Linked DNA regions of Homo sapiens: region 1 is linked to region 2. Evidence: chromatin contacts called from ENCODE Hi-C data. All regions are on one chromosome and are shown on one strand. Each heading gives the region's core, a stretch centred on a gene start or an enhancer-like site at or near the end of the contact. The rest is flanking DNA. Distances are from core to core; before and after follow the strand shown.

Evidence for each region. A loop is a pair of places that touch in the nucleus more often than their neighbours do. Pooled maps may share reads with other maps.
Region 1: a map of right lobe of liver shows a loop between it and region 2 (2.8-fold over the local background). The contact joins the enhancer-like site here to the promoter of NEURL3 in region 2. A Hi-C loop is called at or near these places in 11 of 168 maps with a recorded cell type or tissue (CD4-positive, alpha-beta T cell, CD4-positive, alpha-beta memory T cell, aorta and 6 more), 1 of 37 single-sample maps with no recorded cell type and 5 of 50 pooled maps.

Annotation. Positions count from the first base shown.
Region 1 is chr2:96,155,620-96,161,321 of GRCh38, reverse strand. No RefSeq gene overlaps it. Among named protein-coding and RNA genes, the nearest start is that of DUSP2, 13 kb to the right of the region's middle. RefSeq lists enhancers at 2,166-2,703, 2,712-2,851, 3,012-3,421, 3,138-3,432, 3,244-3,782 and 1 more. Within about 2 kb of position 3,386, at least 7 of the 41 ENCODE cell types and tissues checked have a DNase peak (open chromatin) inside an H3K27ac peak, as active enhancers do.
Region 2 is chr2:96,502,774-96,508,022 of GRCh38, reverse strand. NEURL3 (neuralized E3 ubiquitin protein ligase 3) reads left to right here and starts at 2,666. Exons shown (of 4, transcript NM_001285485.2): 1 at 2,666-2,764. The coding sequence starts at 2,737.

The DNA.
Region 1 (5,702 bases), core at 2,137-4,636, 350 kb after region 2:
TCAGAGGGTATGTGTGCAAGCTTGTGACATGGGTAAATTGCACGTTATGGGGGTTTGGTGTACAGATTTTTTCGTCACCCCAGTAATAAGGATAGTACTAGACAGGTAGTTTTTCGACCCTCACCCTCCTCGTCCACCTCAAGTAGGCTCCATGTGTGCTCAACGTTTAGCTCCCACTTATAAGTGAGAACTTGCGGTATTTGGTTATCTATTCCTGCATTAATTTGCTTAGGATGATGGCCTCCACCTCCATCCGTGTTGCTGCAAAGGACTTGATCTCCTTTTTTATGGCTGTGTAATCTTCCATGGTATATATGCACCACATTTTCTTTATCCAGTCCACCGTTGATGGGCATTTAGGTTTATTCCTCCTCCTTGCTGTTGTGCATAGTGCTGTAATGAGCATTCACGTGCATGTGTCTTTGTGGTAGAATGATTTATGTTCCTTTGGGTACATACTCAGTAATGAATTGCTGGGTCAAATGATAGTTCTGCTTTAAGTTCTTGGAGAAATCTCCAAACTGCTTTCTACAGTGGCTGAACTAATTTACATTCCCACTGGCAGCATGGAAGTGTTCTCTTTTCTCTACAACCTCTCCAGCATCTGTTATTTTTTGACTTTTTAATAGTAGCCATTCTGACTGGTGTGAATTGTTATCTCATTGTGGTTTCGATTTGCCTTTCTCTAATAATTAGTGATACTGACCATTTTATTCATATGCTTGTTGGCCATATGTATGTCTTCTTTTGAGAAGTGTCTGTTCATGGCCTTTGCCCATTTTTATTATTTTTATTTTTTATTTTTTTGAGAGAGAGTCTTGCTCTGTCACCCAGGCTAGAGTGCAGTGGCGAGGTCTCGGCTCACTGCAACCTCTGCCTTCTGGGTTGAAGTGATTCTCCTGCCTCAGCCTCCCAAGTAGCTAGCTGGGGCTACAGGCGCGAGCCACCACAGCTGGCTAATTTTTGTATTTTTAGTAGAGACAGGGTTTCACATATTGGCCAGGCTGGTCTCTTGAACTCCTGACCTCAAGTGGTCTGCCTGCTTTGGCCTCCAAAAGTGCTGGATTACAGGCATGAGCCATTGTACCCAGCCCTTTGTCCATTTTTTAAATGGGGTTGTTTTTTGCTTGTTAATTTAAGTTCCTTATAGATTCTGGATATTAGAACTTTGTTGGATGCATTGTTTGCAAATATTTTCTCTTGTTCTGTAGGTTGCCTGTTTACTCTGTTGATGGTTTCTTTTGCTGTGTAGAAGCTGTTTAGTTTAATTAGGTCCCATTTGTTAATTTTTGGTTTTGTTCCAATTGCTTTTGGAGTCTCTGCCAGGGCTTGTGTCCAGAATGGTATTTCCTAGGTTTTCTTCTAGGGTTTTTATAGTTTTTATATGCTGGGAGTTCTGGGGAGGAGAGCCTGCATACCAGCCTGAGCTCCTAGTCCCCACTTAACCCTGGGCCACTGTCCTGTCAGCCAAATCGAACTGCTACCGACATACCTGGGTGCCACTGAAAGGTTTCCAGCAGAGCAATTTAGAAACTTAGAAAGTTCATTCTGGATGCTACAGGAGGAGGGGCGAGGCTGGAACCAGGATAGAGGTGGGGTCTCTCAACTCCCTCCAGCCAAAGACCACGAGGAACACAGCTGTAGTTGAACAAATCGGGCATATTTGCAGCGAGGGCAAACACACAGTACCAGGAACCGTGGGCGTCTGGGCAGGATGTGTGAGAAAGCACCTGTGCCACAGGCTGGGCTGTCCTGTGTCCTTGATGTGTTGTGGAGAATTGGACTCCACCTCTTGATAGAAGAGCGTCAAAATGTTGTAGTCATTTTTGCACTGTACCACAAGGCCATTCTTCTTTTTTGGGCTGGGAGAACAAGGAGAGGGAAGATGTTGTCAGAGTCTGGGACAGCGAGGGCTGTGAAGAGGGGCCGAGCTATGGGAACGGGAGTCCCAGAGGGACCCAGCCCGGCCCACACCTTGGTGTCAGGGCAGAGGAGGAGCAGGGATAGAAGTCCTCGAGACTCTTTCCCCACTTCGCCTCCTGGTGCCTTCTGGCTGAGTAGTCAGGAAGCAGAGAGTGAGAGATCCCACCTGACTGTCCGTGCATGGCAGCCTGTGGGCCCAGAGCAGGGAGGAGAACGGGTCTGGGAAGGGGAAGGGGACAGAGAGTAACCAGCAAAGCCACTGCATTCCCAGAGCCCAGAGCGGTGCCTGGCGCATAAGAGCTGCTCCACAAATATGTGTTGAATGGCTGAGTCTCACGGAGGTCTTAGTTCTGGGCAGCGCCCCTCTAATGTGTGTGATCCTCCTGGGGAAATTCCAGGGTGGAGGAGGAGAAGTTTATTGAAGGGGCAAGAAGGGGCTGGGGCCAAAAACAGTCAGCAACACCCTCTCGTGACCCAGCTCCTGGCTCTCTCGCGACTCTTCTTGCCGCTGATGTGACTGGGCTGTCCCAGTGCAGACTCTCTGGACCTCACTGGCCAGGGTCTGAGGGCCTCCTGCCAAGCTAGGACAAGAAGGGGCTGTGCAGGCGGCCAGGCCCCCTGGGTCCACCTTGGACTCCTGGATCCCCCGTGCCCTGAGCCTCTCAGCAAGCCTTGCCCGAGCCCGTGCTGGGCAGCAGGTCCCGAGGCGGCCCTCTCGGGAGCAGACGGCTGCAGTGCACCAGCATGGATTTCTTCTGTCCCAGCACCTGCTGCATGGAGCCTACAGAAGGGGCTGCCGATCAGGGAAAGGAGGAAGGTTCTCTTAGCATAAGCAGCCCGGAGATGCACGAGGAAGGGGCCCAGCTAGGTGGGGCAGGGGGGCACTGTCTGTGACGCTCCCCCTGAATTGACAACCATGGGGCCTCTGCTCTCCCTGACTGCCCTCTCTTGCCCCACAGGATCCAAAGTTGAGGAGTCAAGGGCCAGGAGGCTGAGAGGTGCCAGAGCAGGAGGGTCCTGGGGAAGGCTTTGTCCTCGGCTGTGAGAGAAGCTTACACATGGGCAGAGGGGCCAGGAAGAGCCCTATGCCTGGAGAGAGGCTGGGGGACAGAAGAAAAGCTTCTTCTGGGGTCTCCCTATAGGTGGGGGCTGCCCCCTGTGCTGGGAGGCCAGCCCACTTGCCTGCCCTCATGAGTCTGTTGTTCCTTCATTATTTTAATTATTTACGTATGGCAGGCCGTTCACAGCTTCCAAAACACCTTCCCGGATGGTGGCTCATTCAGTTCCGACAACAGCAGGGTGAGGTGGTGCTGCTGGGGCCCCTTTCCCAGTGAAGCGGCAGGGGCAGGGTGACATGATTCAGCACTGCCGCCGCCCACACAGAGGGGCCACCCCTCCTTGCACGCCATGAGGGGAAGGCACCCCGTGTGCGCCCTACTGCTGGCGTGTGAGCAGTTTCTATTTCCCTTGGCGGACTGGGACTATGGGGCCTTCTCCCCGCTGGGGCCTGTCACTGTCCCAGCCCTGGACCCAGCAGGGAACTTCCTCCACCCTCTATAGGGTGGGGTGTGGGGAGAGCCCCGCTTAGCCTCAGCTCAGGGCTTCTGGGCTGCCGGACACTGCCTGGCCCTGTGGTCCCCAACCCATGTGGCCACCTGCTCACCCATTTTCGACTCCATGCCAGGGCCAAGATGCTTGTAAGCCCCTTGTCCTTCCTCTGCTACTGACCTGTCCCCAGGCCCCAAGGGCTCCTTGGGGAGGTAGGAGATGGCTGAGGATAAGCCCAGTGGTTTTCTGTAACCTGTTCCTTCTGCCCTGTGGGAACCATGGCTGTGCACTGGTCCTGTCCACAGCCCTACTTGCCCAGTGTGGCTCTGGCAGGGGCCACCCCTGTGTTCAGGCATGGGGGCCTCCTGGGGGGACGGTGGCTGACCTGGGGGCAGGCAGGTTCTGCTGAGGGTGGGGGAAGGCAGCATGGCTCTGGGCAGCCTGTACAGGACATGTCTTCTGCCCCTCCAGCCTCTTGCTTAGGATTCACCAAGCATGACTCACTTTCCCTCTCTGAGCCTCAGTTTCCATATCTGTAAAGAAGGGCTGATGAGAATCCCTGGGGTGAGGACAGAGGGAGACATCCAAGAGGGTGGAGCCTGCTTGGAAGCAGCTGCATGACAGCAGCTCCCATGGGACAGCAAGTCCCTGAGGGCTTCACAGAGCTGCAGGGCACCCAAGAGGGAGCCACCACGCTCCGCCAGGGTGACGGGGAAGCTTCCTGGAGGAGGCAGCATTGGTGCTGGCCCCAGGGAGGCGGGCATGAGGGCATTCTGAGTCCACAAGAAGGGCATTGCAGACAGAGTGGCTGCTGTGAGCAAGGTGGTTTGGGGGCCATGGGCACAGGGTGGTGGGAAGAACTAAGCTGGGCTTTGCTGAAGAACATGAATCAAATAAGGGGAAGAAAGATGGGGCCTTGACTCCCTGCTGAAGGGTGTGGATGCATCCCAGAGGCAACTATAGGGAGCTGGGACTCAGATTTCCCTCGGGGAAGAAGACTTGGGCTGTGATGGGAGGGGGTGGGCAGACGGGGCCGGGAGAGGCAGAGGCAGGTGCCCAGGACCTGGGGGTGGCTGTTATCATAGTCTGGTTAGGAGACAACAGGGCCTGGCTGATTCTGAAACCAACTGGTTGGTTTGGGAAACCTCTGCTGTAACCTCACATTAGCCCCCAAACCAGTTTGTCACACTGCTTGGAGTCACCCCAACATGGGCCCTGGTGTGGGCACATGACATGCCGGGTCTCTGATCCTTTTGTGGCATGGAGTTAACCACCTCTCTGCTTTTCTGGTTTAAAAAACAGTGCTTGTTTGTTTTTCTCATATTTTATGTCATCATTCCAAACAAATTTTGGAGAATAAGTAAAAGGTAAAAGTGTGTTTGAAGTGGGCTCATCTCTCAGCCAAGGTGGAGGGGGTTCCCCAGCCCCTGGAAGATGGTGAACCCATCTGGGGTTCTAACCCACAACTAATCTGTAGCCCATCTAATTTGTAGCCACATGTGAGGTCCCATGCCCCGGGTCCTGGGCACACACGCATTTCTGTTCTGTTTCCACTGGGTGGGGGTGGGGGACTGCTGGGCTCCAACCAAGGTCAGATGGTGCCAGGGGCATGGGTGGCAGTGCGGCCATGGGCATGTCAGGCCTCCTCTTCCTTGGAGGACCTTACCACCATCGGAGAGGCAGGACTAATGCACAGAGCCCAGGGGCCTTAACGAGGAAAGGATGGGCGGGAGTCCCAGTTCTGCCTTGACATTGGGGAAAAAATTCCTCATCCGCCAAATGGGAATAGCAAGTAATTCCTGTCCCGCAAAGTGATGTGAAACTGATGAGAAGTGTGATTTTTTTTTTTTTTTTGAGATGGAGTCTCGCTCTGTTGCCCAGGCTGGAGTGCAGTGGTGTGATCTCAGCTTGCTGCAAGCTCCGCCTCCTGGGTTCAAGTAATTCTCCTGCTTCAGCCTCCCTGGTAGCTGGGACTACAGGCGCCCGCCAACACACCTGGCTAATTTCTTTTTGTATTTTTAGTAGAGACGGGGTTTCATTGTGTTAGCCAGGATGGTCTTGATCTCCTAATCTTGTGATCCGCCCGCTTCAGCCTCCCAAAGCGCTGGGATTACAGACATTAGCCACCGCACCTGGCTGAGAAGTATGATTTAATGTAGCTAGCTCACGGTAGATTCACAGTAATTGGAAGTTATTGGAAAACATTGCCAAATAGTTCTTATTTTTAGCCA
Region 2 (5,249 bases), core at 1,417-3,916:
AATTAGGGGGCACTTCCAAGGGGCGGAGTCTCCGCGGCGAGTGGCCGTGGAGGGGCGCAAGGCAGACGGTCTCCAGCCACGATACCTGGGCCAATCCCAGCCTGTCACGTCATGCCTAGTGAGCTGAACAAGCTGCGTAACTGTCGTGTGCCTCAGTTTCCCCACGTGTATAATGGAAATGATTACAATAAACAGGACCTTTTTGAGGAGTTGCCATGAGGACTGTCAGGTAAGTTCTGGACTTAGAACGGTAGCATTCCGGGCCAGGAGCGGTGGCTCACGCCTGTAATCCCAGCACTTTGGGAGGCCGAGGCGGGTGGATCACGAGGTCAGTAGATCGAGACCATCCTGGCCAACATGGTGAAACCTCATCTCTACTAAAAATACAAAAATTAACTGGGCATCATGGAGAGCGCCACAGTCCCAGCTACTTGGGAGGCTGAGGCAGGAGAGTTGCTTGAACCTGGGAGGCAGAGGTTGCAGTGAGCCGAGATCGTGCCACTGCACTCCAGTCTGGGCCACAGAGCGAGACTCCCTCTCAAAAACAACAACAACAACAACAAAAACGGTAGCATTCTGCAGGGGAGGAAAAGTACAAAAGTAAAATCTTTCCCCACCCATTGCTCGGTTCATGGCTAGGACACCTATAACAAAAGACAGGTCAACAAGAGAAAAGCACACAAATTTATTTCATGTAAATTTTACATGACACAGGGGCCTTTGGAAATGAAGACCCAAAGAAATGGGGACATGTATTTTTATGCGTTGGTTTCATGAAGAGTGGGCATCGTGGAGAAGTGATTGGCTAAAGGGGGAAGGGGTAATAAACCGGGGAGAGTCGGCCAGCCTGTTCAGATTCTTCTCTCTGTCCCTGTGTCTTCAGAGGTAAGGATGGGTCTTATGGCCTCATGGCCCTACTTCAGGGGATTCGGGCAAAGGGAAGGTGAGCGAGGCCTTCCTGCTTCTGCTGTTTTCTTAAATGCCAAAGTGCCATATTTTGGGGTGGCATGTCCTGAACCCTGGCAGTTTGTTCAATAAACAAACACAGAGTGTGTGGCGGGTATGCCTGTACCCTGGACGGGAGGCTTTAGGCAGGTTTTTTAGCTCCTCAGAATGACCTCCTCTGCCCCCCAGCTGCCTCATGGCCCAAGGTCCCACTGATGCAACTATACCACCCCAGCCTGCTGGCTTTGGGTGGCCTGAGGGCCATAGCTTGCCAGGTAATTTTCCAGACAGTCTGAGGCTCAGAGTTGACTTCCCTAATAAGATGCCATACATACCTCTCATGAGAGTGTGATTTATTAACAAGATGCATGGCTGCAGCGCTCTGGGGAACCACCCAAGGCAGCCTGCACTAAGGTGGAGACGTACCTGGCACTAGCCATCCCTTAGCCGAGCAGTCACTGATTGTGGCCTTGATCTGGGGTCTTGGGAGGGGCTTAGCCCACAGGTTGAGGGTCAGGGCACTCACAAGGCTCCAAACCCACCAGGCCCTTGCCCCCGAAAGTGGGGTCCACTTGGCCAGGTGCGGTGGCTCATGCCTGTAATCTCAGCACCTGGGGATGCCAAGATGGGGGGACTGCTTGAGGCCAGAAGTTTGAGACCAGCCTGGGCCACATAGCTAGACCTGTCTTCACAATATCAGAAATATTAGCTGAGCATGGTGGAATGCACCTGTGGTCCCAGCTACTCAGGAGGCTGAGGTGGGAGGATCAATTGAGCTTGGGAGTTTGAGGTTGTAGTGAGCCATGATCACACCACTGCACTCTAGCCTGAATGACAGTGAGACCCTGTCTCAAAAAAAAAAGTCGGGTCCACTTATCTCAGGTAGGGCCTCAGGCTTTCTGAGTCAATCTGCATTTTAACAAGATCCCCAGGAGATTTGAGAGTATGTTGCAATGTGAGTGAGGAGCACTAGGTTAGAGTAAGCCACCTTCCCTCCATGATCCTCAGTTTTCCTAACCGAAATAAATATTGACGGGCTAGAATACCTTTGGCTTCTTTTCCAGTGCTAACACATTGGGAGCTAGACCTTTGCAGTGACTGTCTGTAGGGCTATTTGCATTTTGTGGCAGTTCTGGGAAAGTGGAATTCCCAGAAATTCCAGTGAGAAAGGCTGGAGGGACCATCAGCTCCTCTCCTCTTCTGTCTGCTTTACCCCTCCTTTCTGTTGGAGGTGCACAATTTCCCAGGTCCTGGGATACAGCAAATGCAATTCAATCTGCTTCAGCAACACAGATTGAGTTCCTTCTGTGTGCCAGGGTCTGCTGCAGTGAATCTCCATCCTGGCTGTACATTAGAATCATCTGCGTTGCTCTGTAAACTCCTGATGCCTGGGTTCCACCCTAGGCCAGTGGAACCGGAGTCTTTGGGGGCGGGGCTGGACATAGGTATTTATTAACATGCTTGGACCATTACAATGCACAGCCAGCTTGAGATTGGTCAGAAGTGAGAAAGAAGGCTACCGTAAGACCTACCCAGGCCAGACCCCCATTCCTGTTTCCTTCTCTTAGGCCGGCCAGCTCCAGCAGGTCAGTCTGCGAGTCAGGAGAAATCACTGGGAAATCCCCTGGATATAGTAACACATGACAGCACCATTGAATTAATCATCAACTTTGTAACGTGATCTCTGGCCCATAAAAAGCAGACCTGCTGAATCTTTGGTAACCTGTCCACTGGCCTTCTCCAGGCAGTTCCTTCTAGACCTGGGGACCTGTGCCCGAGGACCTTAGACTGATGGGTGCCCAGCTCTGCTTCGAGGCCAGTAAGTAGACCTCCTGCAAGCCTGGAGCTTGGTCTCTGGACTGGGGGTACAGGTAGCAGAGGGTGCTCTGTGTCATTGCTGGAGTAGAGATGTGGTCAGTGTAAAGTTTAGGGGGCTGGTGGGGTCCCAGTTCTGCCAAGTTGAGCTATGGGACCTTGGGTAAGTCACTTTGTCCCTGGGCCTCAGTTTCTACATCTCCAGGCCAGGGACGATGCCTGCTGGCTTACAGGGATCTTTATAAAATCAAACGCACAAATCAAAAGAGTGATAGGCACAAAGGTTCTCTGCAAGCCTCACCTGAGGCCACAGGTGTCCCGTAGTGGAAGAGCCATATGTGGGGGAGATAGAGGACCTGGTCTTTTTTTTTTTTTTTTTTTTTTTGAGACGGAGTCTCGCTCTGTTGCCCAGGCTGGAGTGCAGTGGCGTGATCTCAGCTCACTGCAAGCTCTGCCTCCTGGGTTCACGCCATTCTCCTGCCTCAGCCTCCCGAGTAGCTGGGACTACAGGCGCCCGCCACCACACCCGGCTAATTTTGTTTTGTATTTTTAGTACAGAAGGGGTTTCACCATGTTAGCCAGGTTGGTCGCGATCTCCTGACCTCGTGATCCACCCGCCTCGGCCTCCCAAAGTGCTGGGATTACAGGCGTGAGCCACCGCACCCGGCCTTGAGGACCTGGTCTTTCAGCACCAGCTATTGGGGTTGTGCATCTCTGGACCTACCCTCCCAGGTAAAGAGCTGGGAGCCTGGGCTCAGGGTCCTCTGTCCCCTGGTGGGCACCATGGGCTCACAGACTAGTAGTTGGCTGTGCCAAGAGCCACTGCTGCTGTCACAGTAATGGTGTTTGGCAGGGAAATGATGGGCCTTAAAGGAGGTGGCATGAGAGTGAAGCAGCCAGGAGCAGCGCTGGGATCCCCCACTTTCTGGCTGCAAAAACACAGATGACTAGCACAGCCTTCTCAAGCTCTGAGGGCTTCCCCGAGGCGGGATGAGGAGAAAAAGAGGCTGCAAAGTGCTTATGGGTGCCTGACACCCTGAAAGGCTTGACACCTGGAGGAGTGGTGAGGATGGAGATCCCTAGAGGCTCTTGCTGAGCAAGGGGCCGCCCCTGCCCCACTCAGATTCCAAGATCTTAGAGAATCTGGAATCTGACTCTACCTGTCCTGGAGTAGAGACACCCCAGAGGCCCTGCTTAGCCCGCAGGCAGTCCACCCCCTCAGCAGTGGGGACCCCGGGGCAGGTGGAGTAATTGGAGCGATCGCCCATGGGCAGGGCACTCAGCTTCTCTGAGCTCAGGGTCCTGCCTGCAAACAGGACCCATAGAAAGAGCGGCTGCCTCTAGGTGTGAGGGTGCTTGGGCACCAGGATGATCTGAACCCTGTGCCAGCCCAGCCACTGGGGACAGGTCTGCTTGGAGAGCCACATGTGGCCTATGCCCACCTCTGCCACTCCCCACCCTGGGAGTGGGGTGTCCCGGGCTGCCTGGGTCAAAGTGTGGGAGGACCCCTGCAGGCCTCGTGGGAGGAGGCAGGTGGAGTGGAGGTGGTGATCACACCCGTCAGGCCACCCCGACCCTGCTCCAGACCCAGGCACAGAGCCCTGTATGAAGTCGGTGGACACGGTCCTGTGGGCCCTTGCCAGGCTGGTGGGTCGGGGGTGGGTTTCGGCCCCACTCAGCCTTGGTGGTGCACAGTGAATAGCTGACATGACCATGCAGACAGACCAAGAGTCTTCATAGATGAGAGGCTGTGCCCTAAGGGACCTTTTGCTGCCCTGCCAGGTCCCAGGGGGCTGCCCGAGGTAGGGGGTGGAGCCTGAGTGAGCAGCACAGAGGAGGCTGCTTAGATGCCCCGGCTGCGGAATGACCTGTGCAGCCACCACGTCCCCTCGGCACCCACCAGCCCTGGTGACATGAGGACTTAGCTCCATACAGGGCTGCTGAGAAGGCTCCTGAAGCAGGGATCGGGGAGCTTTGCAAACTGTCAAATTATCCTCCAGGGCAAGGCCTGCTTCTCAAGGGCTCCCAGGGCCTCATGCACCCTCAAGGCCATTCCGGGGGAGTTCCCCTCCTCCCTGGACTGCCTCCAGCCAGCCAGTTCCCTACTCCCTCCAGGAAGTGGATGGAGGAGTGAGGTCACCTGCCGTCCTCCACCCCTCCTTGCCCCCAGAGCCAGTCCTGCATGGAGCCAGCCTCTGTCCCGGGCACCTGCCTAGAGGGTAGGGTGGAAACTCCATCCCCAATGAGCACGGGCTCATCTCTGCTGGTTCCCGTCTAGGCCCATGGTGCTGAGCATGACAGGGCTCCAGCTCCCCTGACCCCAGGGGTTCCCCTTTCTCTGTAGGGGCTGCACTGGGTGAGGCTGGGAGAACTCCTCATCAACCCTAGTTCTGCCCCTGATTGCTGTGGGGTGGGGCTAGCCACTTGCCCACTGTCTGCCTCTTAGGATGGCAGCAGGATTGGGTGTGGCAGTTTGTAGAGAGGGCTCG